3 separate regions of the Homo sapiens genome follow, and all the other regions are linked to region 2. Evidence: read pairs that join two places in POLR2A ChIA-PET (ENCODE). Cell type or tissue: A673. All regions are shown on one strand. Region 1 overlaps MARK2 (microtubule affinity regulating kinase 2). Region 2 has its middle 4.3 kb from the start of COX8A. Region 3 overlaps SPINDOC (spindlin interactor and repressor of chromatin binding).

Region 1 (2,500 bases), 120 kb before region 2:
GCCACCATGCCCGGCTTATTTTTGTATTTTTAGTAGAGACAGGATTTTGCCATGATGGCCAGGCTGGTCTTCAACTCTTGACCTGGTGATCCACCTGCCGTGGCCTCCTAAAGTACTGGGATGACAGTCATGAGCCACCACATCCGGCCTCTAACCCTTGTTTCTTAATGAAACATACCTGTAAACCCCACTGTTATGTAGGTATACTTTATTTTTCCTGTAAGAGGTAGGTTTATTTGGAGTGTTTGTAGCAGTGTGTGAACTTTGTATTTCCTTGACAAGTCCTTAAGTGACAGGGAAAATTGTAGTAGTATATAATCTGTAAACTACCCTGTAATTCTCAACTTTGTTCTTTTGCATATACTCATTCTCCAATTTCCATAGCACCTCTAACTTTTAACAGCTTCCCTAAGTCCTACAAATAATAGACCTTGGGCCTCCTCTAATAGTCACTTTGACCAACTTTAAGCAAATCTTTTAAAACTCATGTCGGCTGGGTGCAGTGGCTCACTCCTGTAATCCCAGCACTTTGGGAGGCTGAGGCGGGTGGATCACGAGGTCAGGAGATCGAGACCATCCTGGCCAACATGGTGAAACCCCGTCTCTACTAAAAATACAAAAATTAGCCGGGCGTGGTGGCGTGCGCCTGTAGTCCCAGCTACTTGGGAGGCTAAGGCAGGAGAATTGCTTGAACCCAGGAGGGGGAGGCTACAGTGAGCCGAGATCATGCCACTGCACTGTAGCCTGGGTGACAGAGACTCCCTCTCAAAAAAAAAAAAATAAATAGAAATAAAAAAGCCAGGCACAGTGGCCCACATCTGTAATCCCAGCACTTTGGGAGGCCAGGGCGGGTGGATCACGAGGTCAGGAGTTCGAGACCAGCCTGGCCAATATGGTGAAACCCCGTCTCTACTTAAAATACAAAAAATTAGCTGGGTATGGTGGCGCGTGCCTATAGTTCCAGCTCTTCAGGAGGCTGAGGCAGGAGAATCACTTGAACCCAGGAGGCGGTGGTTGCAGTGAGCATAGATCACGCCACTGCACTCCAGCCTCGGTGACCGAGTGAGACTCCATCTCAATGAAAAAAAAAAACAAAAACAAAAACTCATGTCATTTGCTCAGAATCACATCTCATTGGAATCATTTTTTTAAAACTGTTTAATCAAGTGCTCAACATATCAATTCGTGTCTACATAGAGGATCATAGCTCCATTTCCCATCACTCAGCAAGTCCCATAATCTGCTTTTTCCACAAAGCGTATTTCTTTTCAGATTTACATGTGGCATGCATTTCAGTTCCAGAATTGAACTTAATGTGCTATTTTCTCTCTTCGGCTACTGGTCTGTGTGGAAGATAAGGAACTTTAATTTCGGGTTGGGTGCAGTGGCTCACGCGGGTAATCCCAGCACTTAGGGAGGCTAAGGCGGGCGGATCACGAGGTCAGGAGTTCAAGACCAGCCTGGCCAAGATGGTGAAACCCCATCTCTACTAAAAATACAAAAAACGTAGCCAGGCGTGGTGGTGGGCGTCTGTAATCCCAGCTACTCTGGAGGCTGAGGCAGAGAATTGCTTGACCCCGGGAGGTGGAGGTTGCAGTGAGCTGAGATCGCACCACTGCACTCCTGCCTGGGCGACAGAGCGAGACTCCGTCTCAGAAAAAAAAAACAAGAATTTTAATTTCAAATATTTGTTTACTGTATTAGTTAAGGCAACGGCTTAGTAATGGCACCTCCTGGATGGCCCTGTAAGCGCATTAATCTGGTCCAAGTCATTGGGAAACTCAGCCTTAAAGGGAATGGACTGAGTGGTTGAAGAGTAGGCAGGGTCTCCTCATTTTTGCATGGTTTGCCTCTGAGGCTGTGTATCTTTAGCTACAGACAGAATAGCTAACATTTATTGAGCCCTTACTCTGTCGCAAGCACTTGTTTAGTTGTTTTACATTCATTAACTCATTTACTCTTTTTTTTTTTTTTTTTTGAGACAGAGTCTCGCTCTTGTTGTCCAGGCTAGAGTGCAACGGCACGACCTTGGCTCACTGCAACCTCCGCCTCCCGGGTTCAAGCAATTCTCCTGCCTCAGCCTCCCAAGTAGCTGGGATTATAAGTATCTGCCACCATGCCTGGCTAATTTCTTTCTTTCTTTCTTTTTTTTTTTTTTTTGAGACGGTGTTTCGCTCTTGTTGCTCAGGCTAGAGTGCAGTGGCACTGTCTTGGCTCACTGCAGTCTCCGCCTCCTGGGTTCAAGCAATTCTCCTGCCTCTGCCTCCCGAGTAGCTGGGATTGCAGGTATCCGCCACCATGCCCGGCTAATATTTTGTATTTCTAGTAGAGATGCGGTTTTACCGTGTTGGCCAGGCTGGTCTCAAACTCCGGACATCAGGTGATCCACCCATCTCAGCTTCCCAAAGTGCTGGGATTACAGGCATGAGCCACCATGCCTGGCTTCATTTATTCTTTGTAAGTTAGTAGATCTCACTGTTTTACAGGTGAGGAAATAGAG
Region 2 (2,500 bases):
AGTGGCGCAATCACAGCTCTGTAGCCTTGACTTTGACTGCAGCCTTGACCTCCCAGGCTCAAGCGATCCTCCCACCACAGGTTGTACCCCAGTAGCTGGGACTATAGGCATGTGCTACCACCATGCCTGGCTAGTTTCATCTTTTTTTTTTTTTTTTTGAGACTGAGTCTCACTCTGTTGCCCAGGCTGGAGTGTAGTGGAACAATCTCGACTCACTGCAACCTCCGCCTCCCGGGTTCAAGTGATTCTCAGCCTCCTGAGTAGCTGGGATTACAGGCGCTCGCCACCATGCCCGGCTAATGGTTTTTTTTTTTTTTTTTAAGTAGAGATGGGGTTTCACCCTGTTGGTCAGGCTGGTCTCGAACTTCTGACCTCGTGATCCGCCCACCTCGGCCTCCCAAAGTGCTGGGATTACAGGCATGAGCCACTGCGCCCAGCCATACCTGGCTAGTTTCTTAAAACATTTTCTTGTAGAGATGGGGTCTTACTATGTTGGACAGGCTGATCTTGAACTCGTGGGCTCAAGTGATCCTCCTACCTCAGCCTTTCAAAGTGCTGGGACTACAGGTGTCAGCCACTGCGCCTGGCTGCTTGCTTTTTTTTTTTTTTTTGAGACAGAGTCTCGCTCTGTCGCCAGGCTGGAGTGCAGTGGTGTGATCTCGGCTCACTGCAACCTCCGCCTCCTGGGTTCAAGTGATTCTCCTGCCTCAGCCTCCCGAGTAGCTAGGACTACAGGCGTGTGCTACCACGCCCAGCTAATTTTTGTATTTTTAGTAGAGATGGGGTTTCATCATGTTGGCCAGGATGGTCTCGATCTCTTGAACCTCAATATCTGCCCGCCTCGGCCTCCCAAAATGCTGGGATTACAGGCGTGAGCCACCGCCGCCGGCCCCTGCTTGCTTTTTAAATGTCAACTCCAGGGCCCCTTTCCTTCTAACACTTTCCATACATGGTTATGGACTAATTGTCTTTCTTCATTCTATCTGCCAGCTTCCCTTTCTCCTCCTCTGTTTGACTTGGGGAATCTGCCATTCCTCTGTCCCCAGGAGTCCTTCCTCAGTGATTCTTTCTCCTGGTGTGTGAGGGGCAGGAAGTACCTCAGCAGGGGCAATGTTCCCAAACACTGCACGCTGAGCTGGAGTCCTGATTGCCAGCATCTGGAAGGAATACTCGGACCTGCCGGGTCCCACCCTCGAGGAAGACATGGCTTTACCTCTCCTTTGCATCCTCTTTGCTGGGGTGACTTGGTTGATTTCTGAAAAGACACAGGTTCAGTCTCCCCTGTGGAGCTGAGGCTGCCAGGACGCCTGTGCCTGGAACAGTGGGCAAAGATGTCAGGTGAGAGGGGAGGGCTGTGGTTGGCCTCAGGCCCTGAGTGTCTGAACACACGTCTTCCTAGCTCCTGTTCTGCAGGTTGTTTCCTGATTTATGTTGACAGAGCTGAGGGTGGACCTGACTCTCCTGCCGTAGCCTGGTCTTGCTTGGCTTTTCTGCGTGATGCCCAGGGAAGCCTGTGGGGCCCAGTGCCTGATACCGTACTGGGTTTAGCTCCTGCCATAGCTGTTTCCCTGAGCGTTAGGAAATTGTCCTCTGCCTCCTAGGTGGCTCCTTTCCTTCCACACAAGCCAGACTTTGTATATGAGGCTGAAGGGTCAGGGCCTAGTTGGAGGGCCGGGGAGAAGCTGCCTGGGCCTGTTGCCCCTAGTGGGGTTCAGAATGCTGCAGGTGTGCCCGGTGGGAGCATCGGCCAGGGAGGGGAGAGCCTATGTTGGATCTGGAGCCAGGATGGGGTACTGACCTAGGAGAATCCACCTGCCACATACAGGTATCACAACAGGTCCCTTGTTTCTGGATGGAGGGTCCTCATGGCCATCTTCCACACAACAGGACCACCCCTTGTTCTGTGCATGGTTCTGGGAGGCTTTTCTGCTTACATTAGTCCCTGTGGAGGTGGGACCTGAGCGCCCCCTGACTGTCCTCTCAGGCCCATCTCCTGGCCTGGCTGGCAGCTCCCTGGCCCTGGGGACCAGCCACTGCGGTGTGGGAGGCCGGGGCATTCCCACCAAGCCTGCACTTCTTGAGTAGAGGGCCCTGAGTGTCCTGGCCCTTGGTTGACTCAGGGCTGCTTTCCTCTGGCTGTGGGCACAGATGAGGTGCTGGTCTCATAACCACGGGGCTGCACACAGCAAGGACGTGGCACTGGAAAAAGTGTGATCTTGAGTTTTTCTTTTTTTTTTTTTTTGAGACGGAGTTTTGCTCTTGTTGCCCAGGCTGGAGTGCAATGGCACGACCTTGGGTCATTGGCAACCTCTGCCTCCCGAGTTCAAGCGATTCTCCTGCTTCAGCCTCCCGAGTAGCTGGGACTACAGACATGCACCACCACACCCAGCTAATTTTGTATTTTTAGTAGAGATGGGGTTTCTCTATGTTGGTCAGGCTGGTCTCAAACTCCCGATCTCAGGTGATCCACCCGCCTTGGCCTCCCAAAGTGTTAGGATAG
Region 3 (2,500 bases), 160 kb before region 2:
CGCCCAGGCTGGAGTGCAGTGGCGCGATCTCGGTTCAGTGCATCCTCTGCTTCCCAGGTTCAAGCGATTCTCCTGCCTCACCCTCCTGAGTAGCTGGGATTACAGGCGTGTGCCACCATGCCCAGCTAATTTTTGTATTTTTAGTAGAGACAGGGTTTCGCCATGTTGGCCAGGCTGGTCTCGAACTCCTGACCTCAGGTGATCCACCTGCCTCAGCCTCCCAAACTGCTAGGATTACAGGCGTGAGCCACCGCACCTGACCAGGTGGGCTTTTCTTAGTGTTTCCTTGTTTCCTGGAATTGGTCACTGGGTCCGGGTAGGCCAGTGTTTCCCAGAAGCCTGATACTGATTTCCACACATGCAGTTTGTTCTAGCTAGAGCCTGAGGGGTGCCCACCTTACCCTGGTGGAGCTGAGGCCCAGATGGGGCCACTCAGCAATTCAGTTAGGTGTCCAGAGAATAGATAAGATGAGCAGTGGACAGACACCTCCAGGGGACACCAGCTCAGTAAATTGCCTCATAACAGCAGTAAGTGCTTGTGTTGTTTGGGCTCCTACTGAGTTTAAGAAGCTTACATACAAGGCAAGTCGTGGTGGCTCACGCCTGTAATCCCAGCACTTTGGCAGGCTGAGGCGGGCAGATCACCTGAGGTCGGGAGTTTGAGACCAACCTGGCCGATATGGCGAAACCTCATCTCTACTAAAAATATAAAAATTAGCCAGGTGTGGTGGCAGGCGCCTGTAATCCCAGCTACTTGGGAGGCTGAGGCAGGAGAATTGCTTGAACCTGGGAGGTGGAAGTTGCAGTGAGCCGAGATTGCGCCACTGCACTCCAGCCTGGGCAACAGAGTGAAACTCTGTCTCCAAAAAAAAAAAAAAAAAAGAAGCTTACATACAGTTTATTTGGCCCTTACAAAAATAACTTGTATAGAAGGGCAGATGTCCATTCCTTTTTCCAAAAGGGAAAACCATTTCTCAAAGAAATGGTTCCTTCTTCCCCATGGTCCTTATGTCAGTTTCCTATTTGCTGCTGTAACAAATCACACAAATCTAATGGCTTAAAACAACACACATCGGGCCGGGCGCGGTGGCTCACGCCTGTAATCCCAGCACTTTGGGAGGCTGAGACGGGCGGATCACGAGGTCAGGAGATCGAGACCATCCTGGCTAACACGGTGAAACCCCGTCTCTACTAAAAATACAAAAATTAGCCGGGCATGGTGGCGCACGCCTGTAGTCCCAGCTACACGGGAGGCTGAGGCAGGAGAATGGCGTGAACCCGGGAGGCGGAGCTTGCAGTGAGTCGAGATCGCGCCACTGCACTCCAGCCTGGGCGACAGAGCGAAACTCCGTCTCAAAAAAAAAAAAAAAAAACAACACACATCGCTTGTGCCTGTAGTCCCAGCCACTTGGGAGGCTGAGACAGGAGGATTGTTTCAGCCCAGGAGTTCAAGGCTGCAATGAGCTATGATCACACCACTGCACTCCAGCCTGGACGACAGAACGAGACCCTCTCTAAAAACAAAACAAAACCCAAATTTATTATTTTACAGTTCTGGAGGTCAGAGGTCCAAAATGGGTCTCACTGAGCTAAAATCAAGCTGTTGGCAGGGCTGTGTTCCTTCCTGGAAGCTCTAGGGGAAAATCTATTTTCTTGACTTGCCCAGCTCCTAGAGGCTGCCTGCATTTCTTGGCTTGTGGCCTCCTTCCATCTTCAAAGCCAGCAGTGGCTAGTAGAGTCTTTCTCAGATACTGTCCTGGGTTCCGGCTCATCTGCCTCTTCCCCATTCAAGGACCCTCATGATTATATTGGGCTACTCAGTCCAGGATAATCTCTTTTTGAGTCCGCTGATGAGCAACCTTAATTTCATCTGTAACCTTCATTCCCCTTTGCCATGTAACAAAACATTCACGGGTTCCAGGGATTAGGGTGAGGGGCATCATTCTGCCAACCACACATGACCCAGCAGACAGAATTAGGATGAGACTGGAATGTAGTCCAGCAGGGCAGAGACCAAGCCTAGTCCTCTGTTCACCTCTCCATGCCAAGCATAGTTTACAGGCGCTCAGGAAATGCTTCTTGAAGAAGTGAATAGGTAGGAGTGCACGTCTCCTTGTACCAACTTGTCTGAAATGTGTGTTTGAAACTAGAGCCATAGAATGATGGCCAACGAGGTGGCTGGAGGCTCTCCTGAGAGTAGGGCTCTCAAAAAGCAGGTGTGCTTTTGTTTTTGTTTTTTGAGACAGAGTCCCTGCCCAGGCTGGAGTACCATGGCGCCATCATAGCTCACTGCAACCTCAAACTCCCAGGCTCAAGCAGTCCTCCTGCCACAGCCTCCTGAGTAGCTGGGACCACAGGTGTGCATCTCCACACCAGGCTAATTCTTAAATTTTTTGTAGAGACAGGTTTTCACTGTGTTGCCCAAGCTAGTCTCCAACTCCTGGGTGCAAGCAGTCCTCCCACCTGGGCCTCCCAAAGTTCTGGGATGACAGGTGTGCTT

The links. Peaks named below come from ENCODE experiments on the same cell type or tissue, not always from the same donor. Only the 100,000 strongest peaks of a DNase experiment are listed, where the experiment ranks them.
Region 1: POLR2A ChIA-PET joins it to region 2 with 7 read pairs; 5 of 35 experiments call an interaction of 5 or more read pairs at or near these places.
Region 3: POLR2A ChIA-PET joins it to region 2 with 6 read pairs; 16 of 35 experiments call an interaction of 5 or more read pairs at or near these places.

Annotation. Positions count from the first base shown.
Region 1 is chr11:63,859,781-63,862,280 of GRCh38, forward strand. The region is part of intron 1 of MARK2 (microtubule affinity regulating kinase 2); the gene reads left to right. Among named protein-coding and RNA genes, the nearest start is that of MARK2, 22 kb to the left of the region's middle. In A673, no CTCF peak of the experiment used is centred here; no DNase peak of the experiment used is centred here; H3K27ac peaks cover 58 bases.
Region 2 is chr11:63,977,625-63,980,124 of GRCh38, forward strand. No RefSeq gene overlaps it. Among named protein-coding and RNA genes, the nearest start is that of COX8A, 4.3 kb to the left of the region's middle. RefSeq lists enhancers at 1-324, 1,001-1,678. In A673, no CTCF peak of the experiment used is centred here; a DNase peak (open chromatin) is centred at 1,057; H3K4me3 peaks cover 522 bases; H3K27ac peaks cover 2,073 bases.
Region 3 is chr11:63,819,535-63,822,034 of GRCh38, forward strand. All of the region lies in intron 5 of SPINDOC (spindlin interactor and repressor of chromatin binding), which reads left to right. Among named protein-coding and RNA genes, the nearest start is that of SPINDOC, 7.3 kb to the left of the region's middle. In A673, no CTCF peak of the experiment used is centred here; no DNase peak of the experiment used is centred here.